Regions from separate parts of the Homo sapiens genome. Here region 2 is linked to region 1. Evidence: chromatin contacts called from ENCODE Hi-C or POLR2A ChIA-PET data. All regions are on one chromosome and are shown on one strand. The core of a region is the stretch at or near the end of the contact, and the rest is flanking DNA. Distances in the headings are between cores, read along the strand shown.

Evidence for each region. A loop is a pair of places that touch in the nucleus more often than their neighbours do. ChIA-PET counts read pairs that join two places held with the same protein, here RNA polymerase II (POLR2A). Pooled maps may share reads with other maps.
Region 2: a map of posterior vena cava shows a loop between it and region 1 (10-fold over the local background). The contact joins two enhancer-like sites. A Hi-C loop is called at or near these places in 31 of 168 maps with a recorded cell type or tissue (B cell, CD14-positive monocyte, CD4-positive, alpha-beta T cell and 24 more), 30 of 37 single-sample maps with no recorded cell type and 35 of 50 pooled maps. POLR2A ChIA-PET finds 5 or more read pairs at or near these places in 16 of 52 experiments (AG04450, B cell, GM10248 and 12 more).

Annotation. Positions count from the first base shown.
Region 1 is chr19:7,147,544-7,151,096 of GRCh38, forward strand. It overlaps INSR (insulin receptor), which reads right to left. Exons shown (of 22, transcript NM_000208.4): 11 at 2,954-2,989. Among named protein-coding and RNA genes, the nearest start is that of ZNF557, 80 kb to the left of the region's middle. Within about 2 kb of position 1,713, at least 2 of the 41 ENCODE cell types and tissues checked have a DNase peak (open chromatin) inside an H3K27ac peak, as active enhancers do.
Region 2 is chr19:7,190,735-7,194,287 of GRCh38, forward strand. All of the region lies in intron 2 of INSR (insulin receptor), which reads right to left. Among named protein-coding and RNA genes, the nearest start is that of INSR, 100 kb to the right of the region's middle. RefSeq lists enhancers at 1,649-1,738, 1,789-1,878. Within about 2 kb of position 1,837, at least 2 of the 41 ENCODE cell types and tissues checked have a DNase peak (open chromatin) inside an H3K27ac peak, as active enhancers do.

The sequences.
Region 1 (3,553 bases), core at 463-2,962:
TTTCTATTGCAGCGTCATCAGAAAATGTGTGGTCAGAAAACAAATCCTACTTTGGGGGCATTTCTTAAGATTCTCTTTATGGTCTTTTTGTATTAAAAGACTAACAACATTGTAGAATGGAAAAGAAAACAGCTCCACCACTTATCAAGCCAAAGATATGTCCGTATTAGCAAGATTCAGATAATTTCTATACAGGCACAAATGGGTCTCGTGAAAATAACCAAGACGTTGGTGCTTCATGAGTAACTACTGAGAAATTGGTATCTCAACAACCAGAGATGTAAAATGGGCTCATCAAACAGGCCAAATGAGTTTATATACCAAAAAGATTATAACCAAAAAGACCATGAAGTGGCAAAAGACAAAGCATCAACTGATTTTTTTTTTTGAGACAGAGTCTTGCTCTGTTGCCCAGGCTGGAGTGCAGTGGTGTGATCTTGGCTCACTGTAACTTCCAATTTCTGGGTTCAAGCGATTCTCCTGCCTCAGCCTCCCAAGTAGCTGGGATTACAGGCGTGCATCATCATGCCCGGCTAATTTTTGTATTTTTAGTAGAGACGGGGTTTCGCCATGTTGCCCAGGCTGGTTTCAAACTCTTGACCTCAGGTGATCTGCCTGCCTGGGCCTCCCAAAGTGCTGGGATTACAGGCATCAGGCATGAGCCACAGCACCTGGCCTAGGCAGCATTTTATTATCCAGCAATCCCACACTAACCTGGTCATCTCAACCAAGGGTCCTTCTGACCCCATCACCCAGGGGGATATTTAGCAATGTCTGAAGATATTTTTGGTTATTACTACTTTAGGGGGAAGACACACTACTGGCATCAGATGAGTGGAAGCCAGGGATGCTTCTCAGTGTTGTTGGACAGTGCCCTAGAATAATCTGACCCCAAATATTATTTATTATTATTATTAGTATTATGTATTTATTCTTTTTTTTTTTTTTTTTTGAGACAGAGTCTCGCTCTGTCACCCAGGCTGGAATGCAGTGGCGAGATCTCGGCTCACCGCAACCTCCGCCTCCAGAAATCAAGTGATTCTCCTGCCTCGGCCTCCCAAGTAGCTGGGACTACAGGCGTGTGTCACCATGCCCGGCTAATTTTTATATTTCTTGTAGTAACGGGGTTTCACCATCTTGGTCAGGCTGGTCTCGAACTCCTGGCCTCAAGTGATTGCCCCGCCTGGGCCTCTCAAAGTGTTGGGATTACAGGCGTGAGCTACCAAGTCCAGCTGTGGCCCCAAATATTATTTTATTTTTATTTTTTTTGAGACGGAGTCTCGCTCTGTGGCCCAGGCTGGAGTGCAGTGGCACGATCTTGGCTCACTGCAAGCTCCGCGTCCCAGGTTCACGCCATTCTCCTGCCTCAGCCTCCCGAGTAGCTGGGACTACAGGCGTGTGTCACCACGCCCGGCTAATTTTTATGTTTCTTGTAGTAACGGGGTTTCACCATCTTGGTCAGGCTGGTCTCGAACTCCTGGCCTCAAGTGATTGCCCCGCCTGGGGTAGCTGCGTCACCACGCCCAGCTAATTTCTTGTATTTTTAGTAGTGACGGGGTTTCACCGTGTTAGCCAGGATGGTCTCGATCTTCTGATCTCATGATCCGCCCGCCTCGGCCTCCCAAAGTGCTGGGATTACAGGCGTGAGCCACCCGAATATTATTAATAGCAGGACTGAGATTGAGATCTGCTTTGGACCAAGCCCGTACATTTTTAGACCCTTCTTGGCTACAGTTAGTATTGCAAATGGCCACTAGAGGGCAGATCAGGCCACACAGGTGCCTGGGAAAAAATAAATAAATAAACACTCTGCTAAAGGAAGAAAATCTCTCCAAGTGGTCCCAACTTGCCTCTTTAGTCTCACCTCCTGTTCCTCCCAAAAGCCACGACAGGTAAACATCTCCTTGCCTTTCTCCCAAGTTCTCCAAGCTTTTTCTCTCTCCCAGGACCATACTGCTTCATTCTCTTAAGACTCAAGTTGAAAAGAAACGTCCCTGGCCAGGGGCGGTGGCTCACGCCTGTAATTCCAGCACTTTGGGAGGCCGAGGCGGGCGGATCGCCTGAGGTCGGGAGATCGAGACCAGCCTGACCAACATGGAGAAACCCTGTCTCTACTAAAAGTACAAAAATTAGCCGGGCGTGGTGGCGCATGCCTGTAATCCCAGCTACTCAGGAGGCTGAGGCAGGAGAATTGCTTGAACCCGGGAGGTGGAGGTTGTGGAGAGCCGAGATCGCACCACTGCACTCTAGCCTGGGCAACAAGAGTGAAATTCCATCCAAAAAAAAAAGAAGAAGGAAAGAAGGAAGGGAGGGAGGGACGGACGGAGGGAGAGAGGGAGGGAATAAAGAAAAGAAAAGAAAGAAGGAAAGAAAGAAAGAAGGAAAAAAAGAAAGAAGGAAGGAAGGAAGGAAGGAAGGAAGGAAGGAAGGAAGGAAGGAAGGAAGAGATCCCTGACTCTCCTCCGTGGAATTCAGTGAGCGACACGGTGTTCTTTTGTTCATACCCTGTCGCCCTTTCATGAAAATATTCTGTTTCCAGATCAACCTCCATTCATGGTGTAGGAGCTGCTGGGTCGGGGCACCCAGCCGCGGGGAGCTCAGACTCCGGGGACCCCCACCCACCTCTGCAAATGCACGCGGGAGGTGCAGAGATGTTTAGTGAGCAAACAGTGGCTGCAAACAGAAGGCAGGGAGGGGGTACCCAGGAAGCACTCCCATGATTCTATGTTTTAGCAAGAGTGTGTTAGTGAAGGTTTCTCCCCACATTCATGCCCAGATTTCATTTCAGAGTGAAGGCATTGGATTTCTGAATTGGTGAAGCATCTGCTCTCCAGCACAGCTGCCCGCCGCATGCAAAAAGCCACAGAAACCCCTGGGTTCTCCGAGGCATCTGCCTGGCACGCCGCCGGCCCTGCGCGGAGCAGGCACCAGGGGTCGCACAGGTGAGTCATACCTAGGGTCCTCGGCACCAGTGCCTGAAGAGGTTTTTCTGTGGAAACAAAACCAACGCCTTTGAGGACAGAGGGAACTTCATTAGACAGACCACTGGGCTCTGACACTTGGAGGCCACATGTGTCCGAGTAAGGGCACCCTGGCTTTGACCCTGGACCACTCGCTCCCATCACTTGCTAGACGGAGTGAGCTACATCTTCCCCAGCAGGTGCAGGGGTCCAGCAAGGGAAGGGGAAGAAATCAGAGAAAATTCTCCCCAGAGACGGCCTGCTGAGGTGGCCCTGGGATGTCAAACGTGACTACATGTGGACATCACAACTGACTCAGCCACTTCTCCAAGTCTGGCAGAATTTTTCTTTTCTTTCCCTTCTTTCTTCTTTCTCTCTCTCTTTCTGGTTTCTTTCCTCTTTCTCCTTTTCTTTTCTCTTTCTCTTTTCTCTCTCCCTCTCTCTCCTTCCTTCCTTCTTTCCTCTTTTACTTTCTTTCTCTCTTTTTCCCTCTTTCCTTCCTTCATTTGCTTTCTTTCTCTTTCCTTCCTTCTTTTTTTCATTTTCTTTCTCTTTCTTTTCTTTCTTTTCCTTTTTTCCTTCCTTCCTTCCCT
Region 2 (3,553 bases), core at 587-3,086, 43 kb after region 1:
GATGTTGATCAAACTACAAAATTTCACTTAGGAGAAATAAGCTTTAGTTATGTATTGGACACAATGGTTGCTATAATAAGTAATAGTGCACTGGACATTTCAAAATTGCCAAAAATGTAGATATTTTTAACCATAAAACAATGATAAGTATGTGAGGTGATAGCTTTTAAATTGGCATGACTTAGTAATTCTACAATGTAAACAGATATCAAAACATCACATGGTACCCCATAAATATGTAACATATACAATTATTATTTGTCAATTTTAAAAAAATAGAGGCTGGGAACGGTGGCTCACGCCTGTAATCCCAGCACTTTGGGAGGCCGTGGCAGGTGGATCACCTGAGGTCAGGAGTTCGAGACCAGCCTGGCCGACATGGTGAAACCCCATCTCTACTAAAAATACAAAAATTATACAGGCGTGGTGGCAGGTGCCTGTAATCCCAGCTACTTGGGAGGCTGAGACAGCAGAATTGCTTGAACCCGGGAGGCGGGGGTTGCAGTGAGCCGAGATTGTGCCACTGCTGGAAGAGAGAGTGAGACTCTGTCTCAAAAAGAAAGAAAAGAAAAGAGAAAGAAAGAAAGAAAAAGAAAGAAAGAAAGAAAGAAAGGAGGGAGGGAGGGAGGGAAGGAGGGAAAGAAAAGAAAGAAAAGCCACTCGGGGTGGCCACTGCACCCCCTAGCTGAGTGGGAGTCCTCTAAACTGGTGCTGGACGTTTCCACATACTCTTGCTCCCCATACTGGTTCCTCTGAACTCGGATTGTTAGACAGAATGTGAAAAGCTCCACATGAAAATCACAAGCCTGCCAGGCGCAGTGGCTTGTGCATGTAATGGCACTTTGGGAGGCTAACACGGGAGGATCTCTTGAGTCCAGTAGTTCAAGACTAGCCTGGGCAAAATAGCCAGACCCCTGTCTCTACAAAAATAAAAAAATTAGCCAGGTGTGATGGTGCACACCCGTAAACCAATAGTCCCAGCTACTCGGGAGACTGAGGTGGGAGGATTGCTACAGCCCAGGGGTTTGAGGCTGCAGTGAGCTGTGACTGCACCACTGCACTCCAGCCTGGGCAATAAAGCAAGACCCTATCTTTAAAAAGAAGAGAGAGAGAAAAGAAAGAGAGAGTGAAAGAAGGAGGGAAGGAAGGAGGAAGGGAGAGAGAGAAAAGAAAGAGAAAGACAGAAAGAAGGAGGGAAGGAAGGAAGGAAGGAGAGAGATAAAAAGAAAGAAGGAGGGAAGGAAGGAGGGAGGGAGGGGAGAGAGAGAGAAAGAAAGAAGAGGGAGAAAGAAAGAGAAAGAAAGAGGCAGGAAGGGAGGGAGAAAGAAAGAAGGAAAGAAAGAGAGAAAGAAGAAAGAATACAGAAAGAGAAAAAAGAAAAGAAAGAGGGAGAAAGAAGAAAGATAAGAGAGAGAGAAAGAGAAAGAAAAAGAAAGACAGAGAAAGAAAAGAAAAAAGAAAGAAAAAGAAAGAAAGGAGAAAGAAAAGAAAGAGAAAGAAGGAAGGGAGGGAGGGAAGAAAAGAAAAGAAAAGAAAAGAAAAGAAAAGAAAAGAAAAGAAAAGAAAAGAAAAGAAAAAAATCACAGGCAGCCCAGGCTGGGGAAAGGGCATGACACAGATGAACTAGCCACAAAACAGCAGCTTCTTCTGGTGAGAGAGACCGCAAAGTGAAGACATTATGAAAGCCACGTGTCATGCAAGATGAGAAACAGCCCCAGTGGAGGACGGGGTTGACTTTCCTCTCCCTGTGCCCCTGACCTGATCCCCCTCATTGACACGTAATGAGCCCAAGTGTCCGTTCCTGCCCAAATTCTGGTTTGGGGTAGGGACAGTCAGCAGCCCAGGCTATGTCTGCCAGACAAGATGGCAGACTTGCAGGAAAATGCCAAACCGTCCGGGGGCTGTCACTCCCTCACACCTGCACACAAGTGCTGCTGTGTATGTAGGGAACATCTACCCAGACCTCCCCTCTCCAAAAATGCAAGTTCTGTGTCCATCCGCTGTCTCCCCTTCAAAGCCACATTGAGCTGCTGGTCCCAATTTTCCCCCAGTTCTCCCTAAACCTCCCAAAAGCTCCTGGGTGAGCACACAGAAGCAACTATCATCTTCCTGAAACTTTCAGCTGCGGTGGCTTTTTCACTATACACTGCTGAGAAGATCAGGGACTAAAATCTAACTAAGTTGACGGAGGAGAAAGGAGACCGCTGTGTCAGAGTCCTCTGGTGGACCCTCCCCAAGAAAGACAATGTCCCCACTAAAGGACCCCTTCCCTAGACAGAGGGAGTCACAGAAACACCAATTTGCTTCAGGGAGGCAGTTCAAAGCAAAGGAACGAATCTTGCACCAAGAGGCAAGTGCAATTTGATGCAGTATTTCTTTTTTTTCTTTTTTTTTTTTTCCCCAGATGGAGTCTCACTCTTGTCCCTCAGGCTGGAGTGCAGTGGCACGATCTCAGCTCACTGCAACCTCCGCCTCCCGGGTTCAAGAGATTCTTCTGCTCATGCCTGTAATCCCAGCAGGCTAAGGAGGCTAAGCCTGGGAGGCTAAGGTGAGCGGATCACGAGGTCAGGAGAGCCAAACCATCCTGACCAACATGGTGAGACTCCGTCTCCACGAAAAATATAAAAATTAGCTGAGCATGGTGTCGCGCACCTGTAGTCTCAGCTACATGGGAGGCTGAGGCAGGAAAATCACCTGAACCTGGGGAGCGGAAGTTGCAGTGAGCTGAGATCACGCTACTGCACTCCAGCCTGGCGACAGAGTGAGACTCCATCTCATAAAAAAACAAACAAAAAAATTAGGGGCAGGAGGGGGGAGGACACATGGGACATATGTCCCTCTGAAAGGGACACAAAAAAGTGCCCTATTTTATTTTTATTTTTTACTATGTATGTGTACTATCCTGTCAAAACTGACATATATTTGGAAATACATATTTTTTTCAAGTAGCTTCTTCTTTCATTTATTTATTTAGAGACAGTGTCTCACTCTGTCGCCCAGGCTGGAGTGCAGTGGCATGATCTTGGTTCACCGTAACCTCCGCCTCCCAGGTTCAAGTGCTCCTCCTACCTCAGCCTCCTGAGTAGCTGGGACTACAGGCGTACACCACCATGCTTGGCTAATTTTTGTATATGTATATATACATTTGGTAGAGATGAGGTCTCACAATATTGCCCAGGCTGGTCTTGAACTCCTAGGCTCAAGAGATCCGCTCTCCCCGAGCTCCCAAACTGGGCATAGGCGTAAGCCACAATGCCCAGCCAGGAAATACATTTTTCAAAAGCCTCTGCTAGACAGTAAACAATGTTATTGATCAGTTACATGATTCTACTCCCAAATATTCTAATAATGACAGGCATCGGTGAGAGCTTTTACAAAGGTTCTCTTAAAATCATCTTTGTTGGCTGGGCATGGTGGCTCACGCCTGTAATCCCAGCACTTTGGGAGGCTGATGCAGGAAGATCACTTGAGGTCAGGAGTTCGAGACCAGCCTGGCCAACATGGTGAAACACTCTCTATTCAAAATACAAAAATTAGCTGGGCGTGGTGGTAG